Regions from separate parts of the Homo sapiens genome. Here region 2 is linked to region 1. Evidence: chromatin loops called from intact Hi-C (ENCODE). Cell type or tissue: mammary epithelial cell. All regions are shown on one strand.

Evidence for each region. A loop is a pair of places that touch in the nucleus more often than their neighbours do. Peaks named below come from ENCODE experiments on the same cell type or tissue, not always from the same donor. Only the 100,000 strongest peaks of a DNase experiment are listed, where the experiment ranks them.
Region 2: a loop joins it to region 1, with 11 times the contacts of the local background. A loop is called at or near these places in 109 of 110 quality-filtered maps.

Annotation. Positions count from the first base shown.
Region 1 is chr17:41,736,133-41,741,132 of GRCh38, forward strand. No RefSeq gene overlaps it. Among named protein-coding and RNA genes, the nearest start is that of HAP1, 4.0 kb to the left of the region's middle. In mammary epithelial cell, a CTCF peak has its summit at 2,039 (motif pointing right); DNase peaks (open chromatin) are centred at 2,079 and 3,749; H3K27ac peaks cover 2,508 bases; H3K27me3 peaks cover 216 bases.
Region 2 is chr17:41,799,118-41,804,117 of GRCh38, forward strand. It overlaps P3H4 (prolyl 3-hydroxylase family member 4 (inactive)), which reads right to left. Exons shown (of 8, transcript NM_006455.3): 7 at 4,170-4,314; 8 at 2,836-3,862. The coding sequence ends at 3,840. Among named protein-coding and RNA genes, the nearest start is that of P3H4, 10 kb to the right of the region's middle. RefSeq lists enhancers at 737-1,243, 1,244-1,750. In mammary epithelial cell, a CTCF peak has its summit at 2,644 (motif pointing left); DNase peaks (open chromatin) are centred at 384, 1,704 and 2,544; H3K4me3 peaks cover 370 bases; H3K27ac peaks cover 2,759 bases.

The DNA of each region.
Region 1 (5,000 bases):
CTGTAATCCTAGCACTCTGGGAAGCCAAGGCAGGTGGATCACCTGAGGTCAGGAGTTTGAGACCAACCCAGCCAACATAGTGAAACCCCATCTCTACTAAAATACAAAAATTAGCTCGGTGTGGTGGAACAAGCCTGTAAGCCCAGCTACTTGGAAGGCTGAGGCAGGGGAATTGCTTGAACCCAGGAGGCAGAAGTTTCAGTGAGCCGAGATTGCACCACTGCACTCCAGCCTGGGCAACAGAGCAAGACTTGTCTCAAAAAAAAAAAAAAAAAAAAAAAGAGCGGTCTTGGTAGAGGGGGTGAGAGAGACCAAAGAGGAGTGAGGAAATAACGAGAGGTAACAAAATGAAAACAGAAAGAAGGCTAGGCGCTGTGGCTCACACCTATAATCCCAGCACTTTGGGAGGCTTAGGAGGGTGAATTGCTTGAGCCCAGGAATTTGAGGCCAACCTGGGCAACATGGCAAAACCCTTTCGCTACAAAAAAATACAAGAATTGGCCGGGCGCAGTGACTCACACCTGTAATCCCAGCACTTTGGGAAGCCTAGGCGGGTGGATCGCCTGAGGTCAGGATTTTGATACCAGCCTGGCCAACATAGTGAAACCCCGTCTCTACTAAAAATACAAAAAATTAGTTGAGCATGGTGACGGGTGCCTGTAATCCCAGGTACTCAGGAGAATCGCTTGAACCCGGGAGGCGGAGGTTGCAGTGAGCCGAGATTGCGCCATTGCACTCCAACCTGGGCAACAAGAGCGAAACTCCGTCTCAAAAAAAAAAACATAGCTGGGCATGGTGGTGCATACCTGTACTACTTCAGGGGCTGAGGTGGGAGGATCACCTGAGCACAGGTCGAGGCTGCACTCCAGCCTGGGTGACAGAGCAAGACCCTGTCGGAAGGAAGGAAGGAAGGCGGGAGGGAGGGAGGGAGGGAGGAAGGAAGGAAGGAAGGAAGGAAGGAAGGAAGGAAGGAAGGAAGGGAGACAGTATAGAAAACTGTATTGAAGAAATCTGCAACAAAGGAGAGCTGGAAAAGGGCACAGGAGCTGAAGGAGGACATGAGTGCTGGGGAGTGTGTTTTGAAGATGGGAGAGAGGACAATATGTTTACATGCTGATGGAAATGTTCCCTCAGGGAGGAGAAAACAGGTGCAGAAAAGAGAGCTTATCTCCCAGAATACTTCTGGAAATGGAGGAACTTTCATAACATAACCGTTCTCCTCCTTGTTCAAAGTCTGCATGTTTTATTTTCTTTCTTTCTTTCTTTCTTTTTTTTTTCTTTTTTTGAGACGGAGTTTCGCTCTTGTTGCCCCAGGCTGGAGTGCAATGGCACGATCTCGGCTCACCACATCCTCCACCTCCCGTGTTCAAGCAATTCTCCTGCCTCTGCCTCAGCCTCCCCAATAACATGCGTCACCACATCCGGCTACTTTTGTCTTTTTAGTAGAGACGGGGTTTCTCCATGTTGGTTAGGCTGGTCTCGAACTCCCGACCTCACGTGATCCGCCTCCCCCTTGGTCTCCCAAAGTGCTGGGATTACAGGCGTGAGCCACTGTGCCCAGCCCAAAGTCTGCATGTTTCCTATGGTTTCTTTGTCAGCAGAAAGCTTGAAGGAGACACACAACCCCAGGGTTTGCTACGACAGTGAGGTTGAAGAACATAAGGAGGTGGCTGTTCGGGCATCGGCACAGCCCAGGCTTCCGTGAGGCTACAGCTCCATAGGCTCTGCCGAGTGGTCCTCCCACAGCCCAGCTTCCTGGACTGTCTCTCTGTGCCTTGGACATCTCTGCAGCCCCAACCACCAAGCACAGAACAGGGCATACAGAAGAAGCCTATTACACTCCTGCTGAATTAAATTGTTTCTGGCCCCATGAGGAAGAAGCCCTGGGAAACCCCTGGAGAGTTTGACGGGGAAGAAGGCAGAGGCAGTGGGATGGAGAAGACAGAGATGAAGTTAGGAGACCCTGAAAGCTCCCCCAGCTGACCACACCCTCTAGGTCAGCGCACTGGCAGCCAGCAACTCTGGCTACGGCCACCAGAGGGCAGTGTCAGCCCGTATACCTCCCCACGTGGCTTCCTCACCTACAGGCTCAGTCGCCCCACAGAAAGTGGAGTAGGGACAGAGACTCCATTTTACAAATGGAGAAACCAGGGCTCAGGGCCCGTCATTCTGGAAGTAAGCATTTTGGCCTGGCTGACAGATATCTGCCTTTCGACAGCCTAGGGCTGTCCAGGAGACTGGGGGTAGTCTCTGATCCAGGCCTCTCAAGTGGTTTTCCTCTGTCAACCACCCCCTCCCTCTCCTGCTTCTCATCTAGGGGGAGAAATCAGACACAGCAAAGACCCTTGGCCTCCTGTCCTCCCTCCCAGTGTGCATCCATGGACCCTCCTGGATCCGAAAGAGGATGGGAGGGTGCAGAAGACTTGCCAGGCTGCAAAGCCAGACCACCCACCACCTAATTGTGCACACCCCCTGAACCTGGGGCACATTCACTCCAGTGCCCAGCCCTGGGCAGCACACAGGTGGCTCAGGCCCCTCCTCCTGCCCCCTCCCCTGGCCTGACCCTGGGAAAAAAAACACCTGGAACAGGGTAGGTAATAGAAAGAGCCCCTAAGGGTCGGTGCCAGGGACCTGGGGGGGACAGGCACCGGGGTTACTTTCTGCAGGGGAGCAGGGTGGAGGGGCACCCTGAACTAGGAACAGGGGAGACCTCCTCACCCCCGCCGCAGTCCTGCTGTCTCCTGCAGGCCTTTCGGGGGCCCTCCCCCATCTCTGATCCAGGCCTTCCCCTCCAGAACCAGGCAGTGGCCGCCATAGCCCTCACCCCCACCCCAGAACCCAGGTACAGTCCCTCCTTACATCAGCAGAGAATGGGGGACTTGAGGGCCTAGGCCCTCAGAGGTTCCCCTTTAACTTTTCTTTTTGTTTTTTTGAGAGGGAGTCTCACTCTGTCGCCCAGGCTGGAGATCAGTGGCATGATCTCAGCTCACTGCAGCCTCCGCCTCCTGGGTTCAAGCAATTCTCCTGCCTTAGCCTCCCGAGTAGCTGGGACTACAGGCACATGCCACCATACCCATCTAATTTTTGTATTTTTAGTAGAGACGGGGTTTCACCATTTTGCCCAGGTTGGTCTTGAACTCCGGACCTCAAGTGATCCATCTAGCCTCGGCCTCCCAAAGTGCTGGGATTATAGGCATGAGCCACCACACCTGGCTCCCTTTAACTTTTCTCCTCTTCTTAAAGAGCCCAGCCCAACTCCTGGGCCACTGAGCCCCTCTGGCCTGGAACAAGGAGGTAACGAGGTGCTGGGGGCAGCTGGGGGTCTGAGCCCTCTGCCTGCTGTCTTCCATGGCCCCGCTGCTGGCCAGGACCGAAAGGGAGAGAGGCAAGGAGAGAAAGGACAGAGAGCAAGTGCCGGGGACGAGGGCAAGGGGCTGAGGTGGCTGGGACCTCAGGTGGAGAGTACTGACCCCCACTCTGAAGTTCTTCCCCACCTGGGGGCTCCTATCCTGGAGGAAGGCCCCGCCTCCCACACAGGCTCACTCCTGCTCTTGGTTCTGATGTCTGACTCCTCCTCTGAGAAGCCCTCCCTGGTGGGGCTCACCTGTGTTAGGTATCCTGTGCCAGATCAGGCCTCTCTGTGTCCTCCCCTCCCCTGGCATTCTCTCCCGACTCTGTCCGCTCACAGGGTAAGATGATGTCATTGACAAGATGATCTATTTAGTAACAATGAGAGCAGTATCTGTTTTGCTCACTTTTGTATTCTCAGGACTCTAATGAGGCATCCAATAAATATTTGTTGAATGAACACATCAGTGGATTCTCTGGGTATGGATGGTGGGAGTGGTAATCGCCCTGGGGAAGTGACTTCCGGTAAGGGTGAGATCCTAGGACTCTGGACTCCCAAACCAGGGCTCCACATCCCCTGGCACAGGTGAGCGCCACCAGGAACCCTCCAGGGGCACCTGTGGGAGAGGATGGAGACCGGCCAGGATGTGAGCCACAGATCCCCAGGGAGTGAGCCTTGGCACAGCCAGGTGCCCACTTCTTCCCTAGAGCCCTCAGCCCAGCCCCGCTCCTTTCCCCAGGGACCAGAGCAGGAGGCCTGGGCTGGCCTGATATGGAGCTGGGTCCAGCAGGTCGGCAGTGCCCTGACCTGGGAAGCTCCACGGGAAGCAGCTGGGAGTGGGGGGACCACAGCACCCTCTGTGAGGAGGGCAGGACCGTCAGCTGCGTCCAGCCTGCTGGACAGGCAATACCAGGTGGTGGCGAGCCTAGAAGGATGTTCTGGCCCTTTGGCCTCCCTGAGCTACCTCCAGGCTCAGGGATAACACCAAGGAGCCCTTCGCTCCCTGACCTCTGTCCCCAGAGTCAGCAATTCCCTCTCATCCCTGCGTCCATGTCCAGGCTCTGAGCCCTTCCAGGGACAATTTGTGGGATTGGGGATAGAGACAGAGGAATAAATACACATTCACTGAGACCTGACTAGGTGCCGTATGGATTTTGGATATATTTCATTTTATCATCACTGGAAGGAAAAAAATACTGCTGTGTTATAGATGAAAAACAGAAGCCCAGAGAGGTCAAGCAACTTATCCAAGGCCACACAGCCAGGAAGTATCAGGGAGGGAAGATCACAAAGGCTTGTCTTACCAACAGCCCATGTGCTGTCCACGGCCTCCCAGTTCAGAGAAGAAGCTGGGCGACCCTCCCTCTCCCGTACCCAGGGGTGCCTGTGCTCACTGGGTTTGCTTCCACATAATACTACTTATGAGCCAACTGTTAGGTCTTATAAATTAGATGCCCACCGTGGGCATCTGCCCCATGGCCTCTGGAGGAATCCTGCCAGAGGATGGAGATAAAGGAAGGACAAATACCAAGTGCCTTTTGCAGACGCTATGTCCGCTCTTCCTTCTTCAAGCCTCAGCTCAGACGCCACCCAGTCTTGGGAGCCTCCCCTGATCTAACCTGGCTGGATCTGGGTCCCTGCCTCCCAGATC
Region 2 (5,000 bases), 63 kb after region 1:
TGTCACTGCACTCCAGCCTGGGTGACAGAGCAAGATCCTGTCGCAAAAAATAAGCTCCCAAGTGCCTGGCACACAGCAGGCACTTAGGACATCATAGTAGCTCTGATTTCTTTAGGATGGGGTCTTCCCGCGGCATCTGAGTCTGGTCCTGCTGCATGAGGCCAGCCTCCCCAGAGCCCTTTCGGTCATCCCTAACCTCCTACCCATTATTCCAAGATTCTAGGACTGGTGAGGTGCTGGGTGGGGTGTGGGGGCGGGTGGGGAGGTGGCTACCTGAGACAGAGGTGTGGAGGAGGTGAAGCTGTCTGGATGGGTGGAGTCAGGAGAATGAGCTGGAGGGCCCCAGAGGGCCCACACTGGGACTGGCTGGGAGTAGGTTTCACCGGTTTGCAGAGCTGGCTGGGCAATGGGGAGATGCTGGCATCAGGGGAGGCGGGAGGGGCTGGCGGCTCCCTGGGAAAGGAGAGCTGAGTAACGCAAGGCTGAGCCAGTGGCCTGGGCTAAAGGGCTGCACAGGAATGGTGCCTAGAGAGGGTGGGCCTGCTCCCTAATACATACACTGCTTCACCACACACTCGGAGACGCCACTCTCAGATGCGCACTTGCACAGCTACCAACACACCTCAACTGCAACCCCTCAGCTCTCAGATCCTTTTCCCACCTCCATATATGCCATACCTATCTAATTCATACATTCTGACATTTATTGTTTTCTGCCTGCCTCCCTGCTGGAATGTAAGCCCATGTGGGTCCGGCGTTTGGCCTGATCTGTTCATTTTTCTATGCCCAGCACCTCAGCATGCCTGGCACATGGTAGGTGCTCAATAAATATGTGCTGATTGAGTGAATGAATCCCTCTAAAAACACATTTATTCCCAGTACTTTGGAAGGCCGAGGTGGGTGGATCACCTGAGGTCAGGAGTTTGAGACCAGCCTGGCCAACATAGTGAAACCCCGTCTCTACTAAAAATACAAAAACTAGCCAGGCGGGGTGGCTCACGCCTATAATCTCAGTACTTTGGGAGGCCAAGGCGAGTGGATTGCCTGAGGTCAGGAGTTCAAGACCAGCCTGGCCAACATGGCGAAACCCCATCTCTACTAAAAATATAAAAATTAGCCGGGCACAGTGGCGCATGCCTGTAATCCCAGCTATTTGGGAGGCTGAGGCAGGAGAATTGCTTGAATCTGGGAGGCGGAGGTTGCAGTGAGCGAGGATATGCCACTGCACTCCAGCCTGGGCAACAGAGTGAGACACTGTCTCAAAACAAAAACAAAACAAAACAGAACAAAAAAAAACCCCAAAAAATTAGCCAGGTGTGGTGGCAGGTGCCTGTAATCCCAGCTACTTGGGAGGCTGAGGCAGAAAACAGCTTGAACCCAGGAGGCAGAGGTTGTAGTGAGCTGAGATCACGCTACTGCACTCCAGCCTGGGCGACAGAGCAAGACTCTGTCTCAAAAAAAAAAAAAGAAAAGAAAAAAAAAAACCACATTCATGCATGCACGCAGGCAGGCACACATTCACACCCAGACCCGCACATTCACGCAACACACAAGCACACGGGCACTTTCAGACCCACACCCAGCCGTCCAGATTCCAAAGCTTGTGCTCATGGCAGGTTCACGTCTGCGCAGACACGCCACAGCACATCCCGCTCCCCACCCTCTGAAGGGCCAGCCCCTCCCAGAAACAGGGGCTGGGCCTTGGTGGACCTGACAACACTGCAGCTTGAAAGAGGTGGGGTGGGGCGGGGCCACCCTGCACCTGGAGGCGGTCAGGAAACGCTACCACTGCAGATGTGCTTCCCCGGAAGACCCACCTATGGGAGGAAGGAGTGAGGTCACTGAGCCCCCAGCCTTGACCCAGCCCTTTTTCCAGACTCAGACTCTGCCCTTTCAGCTCTCATCCCGATCAAAGGCCTAGGGGAGGGGCTTGGAGTGGGACAGGGAGTCCTCCTAGGAACAGAGGTGGACAGGGCCCAGGCCAGATCACCTGGCACATCTGGAGAGAAAGTAGGGGTGGGGCAGTGAGAACTTGGCTTCCCAGCCTTGACTCTACCTTCAAGTGGGAAGACAACTCTGCCGCCCTGCCCCCGGGAGGCTGGAAATATGGGGCAGAACTGTCACCTGGCTGGCCTTGGCCCTGGGTTCCTCCCAGACAGACCCCCTTTGCCCCCACCTCCCTGCTGTGGAATAGGGGTGGGGTTTGGCGGTGAGTCCCAGGCTAGGAGGTAGCCACCAGGCACCATCGTTGCCTGCACACCCTGCACACCGGGACCCACTGCCCCTGGGAGCCCATGTAAAATCGGTCAAGAGGGATCTGGCTGTCCCACTGCACCCCAAGAATCCCAAAGTAATCAAACCACATCCCTGGGGCTCCTCTGCCTGCTAAGCTGGGGCCCCAACCCGGCTCTGGAATGTGGGAATAGAGGGCAGCGGCAGGGCCAGCTCCCTCTGACTCTAAGGAAACTGGGTCAGTAAATGCCCACAAAGTAAACACTAGGAGCAAATGTCCTTGGCCCCCTCCCACACTTGCCACATTCCCCGAGGGAAGTGATCCTGAACTAGGAAAATACAGGACTTCCCATCTTAGAAATCTGAAACCATCGTCTTCCCGCCTGGGGAGGACTGTGTTCTCCCGCCCCCTGGTGGCAGATCTGCACACTGCGTCCTCTCTCACACATCCTTCAGCCCCAGGTGCAGAGGACCAGCCAGGGCCCAGATGGTGCCCCTCCGCCCCACATTTTACAGATGAGGGGACACAGGTGCGGAGAGAGGGAGGGAAGGACCTGTACCCTTACAACTGAGCTCCAGGGAGACGACCACGGGTACTATGACTCATTCAACAACAAACATTTATTGAGCACCTACTGGTCAGGGCCCTGGAACCACTAGACTCTTAGTCCAGTGCTCTTCAGGACCCTGGAGGACCCTCTGCAATTTGGCCTGAGACTCCAGCCAGCAGCTGGAAACTCCTTGTCCAGGAGACTGTCCAGGTGAGGAGCTCAGCAGTGAGGAGGGCGGACCCCATCAGCCCACTTGCCAACCTGCAATGCCACCACCATCCTGTGGTCCAGAGACATAGAAGTGGCAGGATGGGTCTGGGGTGCAGCACCCATGGGTGAGGCAGGATGGGGGTCCAGTCAGCTGTGTCCATCTTAAGTTTTTTTTTTTTTTTTTGAGATGGAGTCTCACTCTGTCGCCCAGGCTGGAGTGCAGTGGCACGATCTCGGCTCACTGCAAGCTCCGCCTCCTGGGTTCAGGCGATTCTCCTGCCTCAGCTACGATTACAGGTGTGTGCCACCATGCCTGGCTAATTTTTGTATTTTTTAGTAGAGATGGGGTTTCACCATGTTGGCCAGGCTGGTCTTGAACTCCTGACCTCAAGTGATCGGCCTCTCAGTGCTGGGATTACAGGCGTGAGCCACCGTGCCGGCCCGTCTTGTTTTTTTTTAAAGATGGAGTCTCGCTCTGTCGCCCAGGCTGGAGTGCGGTGGCGCAATCTCAGTTCACTGCAACCTTTGCCTCCCAGGTTCAAGCGATTCTCCTGCCTCAGCCTCTTGAGTAGCTGGGATTTCAGGCGCCTGCCACCACACCCGGCTAATTTATGTATTTTAGTAGAGACGGAGGTCTCATCATGTTGGCCAGGCTGGTCTTGAACTCCTGGCCTCAAGTGATCCACCCACCTTGGCCTCCCAAAATGCTGGGATTACAGGTGTGAGCCACCGCACCTGGCCCATCTTAAGTTTTTAATAAATAGTTCTTGCTGCTGCCCAGGCTGGTGAGGGTGGGGCCATCGGCACCAGGCTTCCCAAGCTTGAGCGGTGTGGGGTGTCCCCTTCTCATGCGAGTTCAGGCTCTGGCTCTGAAAAGGAAAGGAGAAAGCACTGGGGTTGCTCCCCCACCCACTCCCAATGGGTGTCCAGGTGCTGTCCTGATGGGAGGTGGGGTGAGGCTCCCCCGGACAGGTCTCAGCTGGTCCCAGCTCCAGGGGAGATGCTGCACCACCACCCCCAAGCGGGACAGGGGTTGCCAACAGGCTGGAGGCCCCTGGAGGATGGGCCCCAGCACCCACACACACCCTGGGCTCCGGAGCCCAGCGGGTGAATGCATCTGTCCCCAACCTCCATCCCAGGCTGCATCCCCACCCCCCAAGGACTCGTGTCACTGACCAGCCTCGGCCTCGTCACCCTTGGCATCCGGCTCCTGCCACCAGTCAGCATACATGCCCTCCTCGTAGTCACCCTCCCCCTCAAACTCGGCGTCAGATAGGGCATCCTCAGGCTCCAGGGGCGGTTCTGTCTCCTCCAGCTCCATCTAGAGTAGCGCCACGGTTGTGGGAGAAACCGGGTCACAGTACGCCCAAACCCATATGGGCTCCCTTCCTGGCCAATGGGACTTCCCATCCCATCTCTCGGTCCCCAAAGCCCCTCCCCCTCCCCAGTCTCAAGATCTAATGAGACAGTCCTGAGGATTTTTCCCAAACTGCCCCTCCCTGAGTGGCTGCATAGGGCACCACCAGCAGAATTTGGTGTCAGCATAAACATCGCCCCTGCACAGCCCCACCTTTTAAGCATAAAGACCCTGGCAAGAATATTGCTAGTCCATGCATAATATTTGCTCATACTGTTTCCCTGCCAGGAACTACTGCTGTCCCCTGTGCCTGCGTAGCCCGCACTAATCCCTCCAAAGCCAGGCATCAGTTCCAGGCTGAGCCCTTGCTGGTGACTCTGGCTGGGCTGGAGACCTCCCCTGGTGCCGTGTGCTGCCCTCTCCAGCAGCAGTTTGTGCTTCCCCCACTAGACTGTGAGCGGCACGTGAAAGGGACCATGACTTCCTTTTTTTTTTTTTTTTTTGAGACGGAGTCTGCTCTGTTGCCCAGGCTGGAGTGCAGTGGCATGATCTCGGCTCACTGCAAGCTCTGCCTCCTGGGTTCACGCCATTCTCCTGCCTCAGCCTCCCCAGCAGCTGGGAATATAGGCGCATGCCGCCACTCCTGGCTA